Regions from separate parts of the Homo sapiens genome. Here all the other regions are linked to region 3. The links are chromatin contacts, found by Hi-C or POLR2A ChIA-PET in ENCODE. All regions are on one chromosome and are shown on one strand. Each heading gives the region's core, a stretch centred on a gene start or an enhancer-like site at or near the end of the contact. The rest is flanking DNA. Distances are from core to core; before and after follow the strand shown.

Region 1 (3,068 bases), core at 307-2,806, 150 kb before region 3:
TATACAAATGGCCAAGAAGCACATGAAAAGATGTTCAACATCATTAATCATTAGGAAAATGCAAACCAAAACTACAGTGAGTTACACTTACTGGGATGAATACTGTCAACAAAACAGAAAACAATTCTGGGGAGGATGTGAACAAATTAGAACCCTTATCCTTTGTGGGTAGTAATGTATAATGGTGCAGCCACTGGGGAAAACAGCTCCTCAAAAAATTAAAACAATGGCTGGGCACGGTTGCTCATACCTGTAATCCCAGCACTGTGGGTGGCCGGGGTAAGAGGATCACTTGAGCCCAGAAGTTGAAGACCAGTCTGGGCAACATAGCAAGACCCTGTCTCTACAAAAAATACAAAAATGTGCTGGGCATGGTGGCTGGCATCTGTGGTCCCAGCTGCTCGGGAGGCTGAGGCAGGAGAATCACTTGAGCCCAAGAGCCTGAGGCTGCAGGCTGCAGTGAGCTATGATTGCACCACTGCACTCCAGCCTGGGTGAGAAAGCAAGACCCCCATGTCTAAAAAAAAAAAAAAATTAAGAACATATGATCCAGCAAATCCATTTCTGGGTAAATAACCAAAAGAATTGAAAGCAGGGTCTTGAAAAGGTACTTGTATGCTCATATTTATAGCAGTTCTATTCACAATTGCTAAAACATGAAAACAACCCAAGTGTCCATCAATGGATGAATGGATACACAGAATGCAGTATCTGCATACAGTGGAAGAGTGTTCGGCCTTAAAAAACAAGGATTTCCGATACATGCTACAGCATGAATGAAACTTGAGGGCATTATGCTAAGTGAAATCAGCCAATCGCAAAAGACAAATACTGTATGATGTCACTTTTAAGAGGTACTTAGCGTAGTCAAAATTATAGAGACAGAAAGTAGAATGGTGGTTGCCAGAGGCTGGGGAGAGGGGAAACAGGGATGAGGCGTTATTGTTAAATGGGTATGGAGCTTCAGTTTGGGAAGATGAAAAGAGTTCTGGAGATGGATGGTGGTATGACCATCATACTGGTTGTGTTTATGTAGTAATGTAGTACAACACAGATACTACATGAAAATTTTAAAATGCTGTGCATCAAAACATTATCAACAGAGTAAATGCAACCCACGAATGGGAGAATATACAATGGCAAATGATGTATCCTACCATAAGAATGGCTGTATTTATGTAGTAATTTTCATGTAGTATAATTTTAATTATATTTATCATGCATCATAAATACAACACTTAAGAATGTAGTGCAATACCACTGAAGTTACACTAAAGAATGGTTAAGATGGTAAATTTTATGTGTATTTTAACACAACACAACACACACACACACACACACACCCCCCAGAAACCAGGCCACAGAAAGAGCCAGGCTGAGGCAGTATAAAATGATCCACATGCATCTCTGTCCCTCTACATGTCCGCTCCATTCTCCTCCCTGCCCAAACACTTTCTCCCACAGCACAGTGGACACCCCTGTGACTCCTACACTCCTCCTGAACACTGGCACTCCCTGGCAGTGTCAAAGCCCTAGTGAGGGTTCTCACTGTTCCAGGGCACTTTATCAGCCAGCCTGGGCTTGTAGCAGTGGATCAGGTGTCCCCTGGCTCCAATCATCTGGGACCAAGGAGTGCAGGGACATTGACATCACACACCGCTGGGGCCAAAGGGACAGCTGCATAGGGCACTGAATGTGGGGAAAGGGTGTAATAAAACCCAGGACCAAGGGAGTGGCTACTTATTGCACAGTGGCTTTACCTCTGCCTTGTCATTCAACCCTCACAAGACCCTGAAGAACAGGTTATTATCATTATACAAAGGAGGGACAGAGCTCGGTGGCAGAGCCAGACTGAAATACTGAGTTCATTGTCTCCAGAACTTAGTTTTCCCCACTATGCCTGGGCAGCTTCTGCCTCCATCTGGAATGTAGCCTTTTTTCAGGTTGTATCAGTCATGGCTCCGCCAGATAAACAGAACCAGTAGGACATACAGAGTAGAGATTTATTGCAAGGAAGTGGCTAGCAGGATTGTGGGGGCTGGCTAAGAGTCCCACATCTGCAGGGCGGGCCATCAGGAGTGCAGGAGGGGCACTCTGGGGCAGGAGCGGATGCCGCAGGCCACAGGTGGGATTTCTTCTTCCAGGAAGCCTCATTTCTGCTTCTAAGGCCTTTCAACTGATGGAATCAGGCCCACCCAGATTATCCAGGAAAATCCCCTTTAAAGTCCAGTGGTTGTAGATATTAGTCACATCTACAAAACACTTTTACAGATTAGTGTTTGATTGTATAATTGGGTACCATAGCCAAGCCAGGTTGACACATGAAACTGACCATCACACAGGTCAAGTGTTAGAAAACAAGAATAAAATAGTCCCAGGGACCCCTGGAAGGAACTGTTTACACATCAACAGGCTGGACTGGCAGTGCCATGAGGCTTCTCCTCAGTTATGCTCAGGCTGGAGGTAGGTTTGTTCACTTGGAGTTCACCAGAAGCAGGTGAGGGAAGGGGAAATGGTAGCACCAGAAAGGGTGATGATCATGGATTCACTTCGACTTTACCCTGAGTAGGAGTAACTGGAGTCCTACAGAGAGGGACTTGTTCCACTCCCGTCTCTTTATGGATCTTTTCTTGCTAAAATTCAGCCTTTATTACCTGATAGTGTTTACAGGTGCTTGCCATCAATTGATGAGTCGCCACACTTTGAAAGAAGAAAGGAAAAGGCTAAATTACTCTCCATTTATAAGGCTGAGCCATGTGAAATTTTGCCAATATTTAACCATTTCTAACCTACAAAAATAGAATTCCATTTGATTTAACCTAATAAATGGCAGGCTGAATTGTAGGGTGAACCCTTTTGCAGGAATTATGTGCATTTGGGCTTGAGAACTTTGCTCTGATGACTTTTGGAAGAGTGGAGATAATTAGATTTGTCTTTTTGGATATTGTTTTGCTTTGTTTAGACTGTGGTTTGTTTTTCAAACTATCATATCACAATCCCAGTAGTCAGTGTGGGAGGTCAGGACACAGCTTCTACATAGCCCCACAGACCATCCTGTCTTGCCACCA
Region 2 (2,950 bases), core at 32-2,531, 180 kb before region 3:
TTGTATTTTGGCAAAAGGGAGGACAGATTCTTACTAAACCTATGCAAACAACTATATTGCCAAGAAATGTAGAGAGACTGGGTAAGAGTTTCTGAATTCAAATAAGAAGAATCGTGTTAGTGAGAATCATATATAATTTAAGAATACTTCATTCTGGTTTATAAAAGCAGAATTTAAAAGCTTATTGTGAATTACAGATAGCACAAGAAGAGAAAGAAAAGGCTTCTTACGATCTGGGAACAGAACCTTAAAACAACTGCATTTCAAATAACCCGAAAAAAATTTCTCTCATCAATTTTTTTTCAGTCTTGTGTAATTAATTCTCATTCTATTGGATCTTGGGTTAGCAGTTGTGTGAAACCGCTTTTCAGCTATAGAGTTATGGGAATCCTGACTCAGTTTACCGGTACAGTCTGAAAGTTACCAAAACCATGTCAGCTCAGCTTTGAAGAGTCAATAGTTTGGAGTACCTAATGCGGTCTCTTCCACGAGGCTCTGAGACTGTCTTTTGATGAAGACACAAGATCCGGCCTGTAGATTATAGCAGAGTCTTAAAGTAAGCATCAAAGCAAAAGAAAAACTGTCTACAAATAACACAGACTTGAGGCTACAGTTAATTTATTACTGGTATTTTTCAAATGTGGACAGTGCAGCAAGGTTCATGATAAGAACAATGCAACTGACAAGGAAATTTACTTGTTTCTGCGCCAAACAAAGACAAAAAAACCTCTTCCCCAGTTGCCCTCCCAATCTCAGCCATATAGACAGCCCACGCAGGTACCGAGCCCTGGGGTTTCAGGGATTCAGCCACAGGAAGTGGGGGCAGGAAGCTGTCCAAATCCAGCCCTCAGCTAAAGCAAATAATAATGGCCGTAAGCTTAAAATAGATCCAGGGAGGAGCTCATTAACGTGAACATAGAAAGCAGTTCCGCACCTCTGGCCTTACTCCTCTTGGAAATTGCTTTGGTCCATTTTTACTTCCTTTTATTCGACGCACCAGAAAATAAGACTTTTACCAACATTTTTACTGCATTTGACGATGAACTAATTTAGACCGGCTAAAATAATTGTTCCACTGGGACACAGGAATTCAACCTCAGTTCAGAAAATCCCTGACATCTGACGTAGGAGGATTTATAGGTTTAGTGGAAATTGCTTTCTCCTGCTCTCCAGATTGCATCCTGTGGGTTGATTTTTTTTTTGCATGAGTAAACATCCTTCTAATAATGAACAGACCAATAATGTCTTAAGAGAGAAAAAGAACAATCTTTTCCTTTTTGCTGTTTCTGGAGAGAGCTGTTTGAATTTGGAAACCCATGTTGGCTGTCCCAAATATGAGATTTGGCATCTTTCTTTTGTGGTGGGGATGGGTTTTGGCCACTGAAAGCAGAATGCACTGGCCCGGAAGAGAAGTCCACGAGATGTCTAAGAAAGGCAGGTGAGTGGACATTTAGGGATAGAGGATTTAGGAAAAGAGGATGCACAAAGTGAGCTTACAGTGTTCTTCTAGAAACTGAGCATCATTTCCAGCGTATGGTGTTTTGTGTGGATGCCTTTTTCTTCCCCTTCCCTTTGTTCTCCTGCTGCTCCCCTTTTAGAAAGTTAGAATTACGTTTTCTTTTAAAATGATGCTAGATTAGATCATTTTATCAGTGCATTTTTAAAATTCCTTATGAATTGTCCTGGGTGAAAGGTAGATTCTGGAAAATAGAATATATGCACATTTAAAAAAAATATCAAGGGCAATTGTTTGCTGTCTGTGTCCTAGGGTTAGAACAACTCTGTGAATTCTCAAATTACCAATGGGACCTGTATTTCATGAGAATGATTCTGCTCTAATTATTTCTGTTAGATTTGTGAATCATTTTTTAATATTTTAAAAGAAAGCAGCTTTCTCCAAGCTGTGTGACTAGAAGGATCATTATTAGATGGTTCCCTACCTATAAATTGGGAGGGCCAGGGACGGAGCCTCCTGCAGGCAAGTGCTTGCCTGTGGTCAACACCAAAGGTGCATGGTGCCCTGTCTGCCAGCACTTGCAGAGGGAGCTTACACAGGAAACCAGGTTCCCCACCAGCCCCTTAGCACTCGGCCTCACCTGGGCCATTCTGACGGCAGCACTGGCAATGTCTATCTGGGATGCACACCTGCTTGCCCGGCATCAGTCAATAATACAGGAGACTTGGAGACAACCTAATCCAGTGCTCTCTGTACTGATGAGGAAATGGAGACAGTAGGGCGTTGTTGATTCTTGGTCCTTTCTTAGCCTTAGCTTCAAATTGAACTTCACCTTTCTTTTGAGTGTAAATATAAATAGAGTCTGAGAGATCAGTGAATATGAAAAGATATCTAGCTTTTGGGAGTTTGGGGTTAGGAGGAGGGCTGTGTCTAGCACCTCAGTGTCCTCCTTCTGGGGCTGGAGGGAGCCCTCATCACATGGGCTCCCAAACAGCCAGCTGTAGCTCACAGCATTTGTTTCAAGCTGTTCTTAACAACATCACAAAACTAGGAGCTGAAATATCCAGTGGTCATGGTGAGCCCTGGGGTGCTAAGGGAGGCCACTGTGCCCTATTACCATCAGAGTCAGAAGTTGCTTGGGCAAACACTGGAACTTGTGGATTGGTGCAGCCGTAGAGATTATTTGATCCAAATGTGCTTATAGGGATTAAAAGCAACAACAACGACAACAAACTCTGTTGGTCTTCATCAAAAACTTTTCCCAAGCCAGAGTTAGAGTGGCAACCTATTTGCAAATATCGGTGATTAAGAAGTCTAAGAGAGTGAAATAGACTTTCTTTTAAATAATTTATTTAAAACATTTAAATTTTAAGTGACAAATTATGATTGTATATATTAATGGGGTACATACAAAATGATGTAAGGATCTATACATACAGTGTGGAATGATTAAGTCTAATTAGTGTATCCATTACCACAAATATTTACTGTTTT
Region 3 (3,359 bases), core at 338-2,837:
TTCAGTCTGGTTTTTCTTTCTGTTGTGACAGGGCATCACTGAGTTCAATGCAAAATCTCACAATGCTGGGCTTTCTGTCTCCCAAGCACACATTTCTCTGTGCCACGCAACAGCTGCTGTGGGGGTGCAGGAGGGGATGAGGGGTGGGTGGTGTTGGCAATTCAGGGCTGTCTTTTATACCCTCTTCAGTGCCTCTTTCAGTGAGATGAAGTTAAAGCCAGGTACTGTGAGTGCTCACCTGATTTTTGGTTATGACGGTGTTTTTGCCCAGGCTGGAGTGCAGTGGCATGATCTCGACTCACTGCAAGCTCCGCCTCTCAGGTTCATGCCATTCTCCTGCCTCAGCCTCCCAAGTAGCTGGGGCTACAGGTGCCTGCCACCACGCCCGGCTAATTTTTTGTATTTTTTAGTAGAAACGGGGTTTCACCATGTTAGCCAGGATGATCTCGATCTCCTGACCTTGTGATCCGCCCGCCTTGGCCTCCCAAAGTGCTGAGATTACAGGCACAAGCCACCGTGCCCGGCCAATGATGGTGCTTTTTTATGCAGATAGTTATTAAATTTGGTCTTCCTGCGGCAGGGGATAAGTGGTGGGGACTTTTATTCTGCCATCTTGCTTCATCCCCCAGTTACAGACTTTTTGTGGCCTATCATTTCCTCTTGAAATTATCATCTATTGAAAAACTGAAATAAAAAGCTCAAAAATGAATTCTTATTGTGGTGATGATTGTGCAACTCTGTGAATGTACTTAAAATTTTTGATTGTGCACTTCAAATGGGTGAATTTCATGGAATGTAAAAAACCACAAAAACTGTTTAAAAAACTGAATTTATATTTATTAAATACTATAATGACATATTTGAAATTTAAAGTCAAGGTCTAGCTTAAAATAGTGCTCAGTGTTGATGTTTTTAAATAATTAAGTAACCTACCAGAGCATAGTTCTAATAAAAGGAAAATCCACTGGAAAAGAACTAGGTCACTCATTATGTGTTTCTAGTACTCGTTAATATGAAACAGAAGTGAAACTGCATCATTGCCTGGGATTACTGGAGTTTGCATAAGGCTCCAGGAAATTCCTTACTTGCAACACTCCTTGGCCAGCACTGTATCTGCCTTGTCCTTTCTGATAAAGTCCACCCCATGTTGTCTATGTACTTGTCCTTAATCTTTCTTTGCTTGTCAGTTGGCTGGATATGCTCTACTGCTAGGAGTGTAACCATTTTTAGTCCTGACGTAGGAAGACAGCTAGAAGATAGTAGTAAATTTTGCTGACAGGAAAAAGGCCAAGTTGGAACTCGCATGCATGTAAATCATCCTGCTAGTTAGTCATTGTTCTCACCAATAACACTACGGATCTGGAGTGTGACTTGAACAGAGCGGCTATGTGAATACTCAGCTGGCCTGGTTCCTGCGGACTTTGGAAAGCCCTTAGGTGGGACCGGAGTGTTCTGAGGTGGGGCGTGCTGAGTCATGTCTTCTCAGCTGCTCTTTTGTAATAATTATTCCTGACAGTGACCAGTCACTGAACATTCCAGGCTTACGCCTGTGTTACTAGACTTTTTATGTTTATTGCCAAACTGAAATGCTGAAAACACCCAGCAGTGGTAGGTACACTGCAAGTCTCCAGTCAGAAGGCCTCCATTCCGGGATGATTAATATCACGTGCCAGTCCTGTTGCTCTGCTTCTCCTCCCAGGATGCTCCAAGCTCCCAGCTGCACTCCCAGCCCATCCAGGCTGGACACCGGGCACCTTCCTGTCTCAGCTCACATTTCGCCTTCCTGAAGATCTGAGACAGTCTCTCCCAACTTCACGCACTGGCTCTGCCACTTACCAACTGTGTGACTTACGGATGGTGGTTTGGCAGTAGATGGTCAACACAGATGATTATCTTTCCTGGCTGTTCTAGAGTAACAATACCATCACTGTCCTCTGATTGGAATTTGCTTCATAATTTAGCATTTAACCTTAAACTCTCTTGTACCTTTGCCCACTATTTCGTGTGGTGTTTATTTTGTTTCCTTAGCCTAAAACCTCCCTGGGAAGACAGAAAAGGCTTTATTTTCTTTTGGGATCCTTTTAGAATGTGTTCTCCATTCACAGAGCAAGCTTATGCAGGCTTTGAATATGTCACAGTTGGTGGGCAGTTTAGTTTGTTGACACCACTGTTTTCAGTTCCATTAGGTTGGGGCAGTAGGATCAGATCAGGTAACGAGGGTGTCAGGGCATTGGGACTGAGTTGAACCCAACGGACCATGGCTGACTATGATGTGGAGGTTGTCTCATTGCATCAGAAGAGTTCAGTTTTTCAGAAAGTGGAAAGCCCTCATTTACGTCATCAGTCAAAACAGAGGGCTTCTCTTACAGCCTAATACATGAAATGTCTATTTCTCTTCTTCATTACAGACACCCAGTTGCCCTTGCCAGAAACTTGAGTCATTCTTAACGCTTCCCTCTTGACTTCCCTCATTGCCCAAGCTAAGAGTGTCAGCAAGATCCAGTAGACTCAACCTCTCTGTGTCTCTGCAGTCTGGCCCTCCTCTCTATGCCCTCCCCGAGGCTTTAGTTCCGGCTTCCATCATGTCTTATTGGCATCTTTATAATAACCTCACAGCAGGTCTCCCTGTCGTTCAATTTACTTCTCTGTCATTTACCTCCAAAATTCTGCTGCCATTATCTTTCTTAAACAACAGTCTGATCATGCCACTCATATATATATATATTTTTTTTTTTTTTTTTGAGGCAGTCTTTTTCTGTTGTCCACGCTGGAGTGCAGTGGCACATTCTGGGCTCACCACAAACTCTGCCTCCCAGGTTCAAGTGATTCAAGTACTGGGATTACAGGTGTGAGCCACCACACCTGGTCAGATTGGCATGTTGCCAAAAAATCATTCTGACTACAATACGGGGAATAAATTGAAGAGGGAAAATTAAATTCTAGGAATTTTTTTTTTGAGACAGGAGTCTTGCTCTGTCACCCAGGCTGGAGTGCAGTGGCGTGATCTCAACTCACTGCAACCTCCACCTCCCTGGTTCAAGGGATTCTCCTGCCTCAGCCTCCCGAGTAGCTGGGACTACAGGCACCCGCCACCACGCCCGGCTTTTTTGTATTTTTAGTAGAGGCGAGGTTTCACCATGTTGGCTAGGATGGTCTCGATTTCTTGACCTCATGATCCACCCGCTTCGGCCTCCCAAAGTGCTGGGATTACAGGTGTGAGCCACCACACCCGGCGAGTCTAGGATCTTATAATTACATTTGTAGCAGCCCTGCTTCCTTAGTACAGGCCTATACTTGACACATAGCTGATTTTCACTTTGTATAATTTCACCTTAATTTGCTGTGCCAAAGCAGATAAC

The links. A loop is a pair of places that touch in the nucleus more often than their neighbours do. ChIA-PET counts read pairs that join two places held with the same protein, here RNA polymerase II (POLR2A). Pooled maps may share reads with other maps.
Region 1: a loop to region 3 is called in a map of gastrocnemius medialis, with 4 times the contacts of the local background. The contact joins two enhancer-like sites. A Hi-C loop is called at or near these places in 1 of 168 maps with a recorded cell type or tissue (gastrocnemius medialis) and 1 of 50 pooled maps. POLR2A ChIA-PET finds 5 or more read pairs at or near these places in 1 of 52 experiments (activated CD8-positive, alpha-beta memory T cell).
Region 2: a pooled map shows a loop between it and region 3 (1.9-fold over the local background). The contact joins the promoter of GABRR1 here to the enhancer-like site in region 3. A Hi-C loop is called at or near these places in 1 of 50 pooled maps. POLR2A ChIA-PET finds 5 or more read pairs at or near these places in 3 of 52 experiments (GM10248, WTC11 and activated T-cell).

Annotation. Positions count from the first base shown.
Region 1 is chr6:89,185,484-89,188,551 of GRCh38, reverse strand. The region is part of intron 6 of GABRR1 (gamma-aminobutyric acid type A receptor subunit rho1); the gene reads left to right. Among named protein-coding and RNA genes, the nearest start is that of GABRR1, 30 kb to the left of the region's middle. Within about 2 kb of position 1,556, at least 2 of the 41 ENCODE cell types and tissues checked have a DNase peak (open chromatin) inside an H3K27ac peak, as active enhancers do; they include gastrocnemius medialis, where a contact is called at or near this core.
Region 2 is chr6:89,215,689-89,218,638 of GRCh38, reverse strand. GABRR1 (gamma-aminobutyric acid type A receptor subunit rho1) reads left to right here and starts at 1,281. Exons shown (of 10, transcript NM_002042.5): 1 at 1,281-1,438. The coding sequence starts at 1,317.
Region 3 is chr6:89,033,824-89,037,182 of GRCh38, reverse strand. No RefSeq gene overlaps it. Among named protein-coding and RNA genes, the nearest start is that of PNRC1-DT, 45 kb to the left of the region's middle. RefSeq lists a cis regulatory region at 982-1,816. Within about 2 kb of position 1,587, at least 29 of the 41 ENCODE cell types and tissues checked have a DNase peak (open chromatin) inside an H3K27ac peak, as active enhancers do; they include gastrocnemius medialis, where a contact is called at or near this core.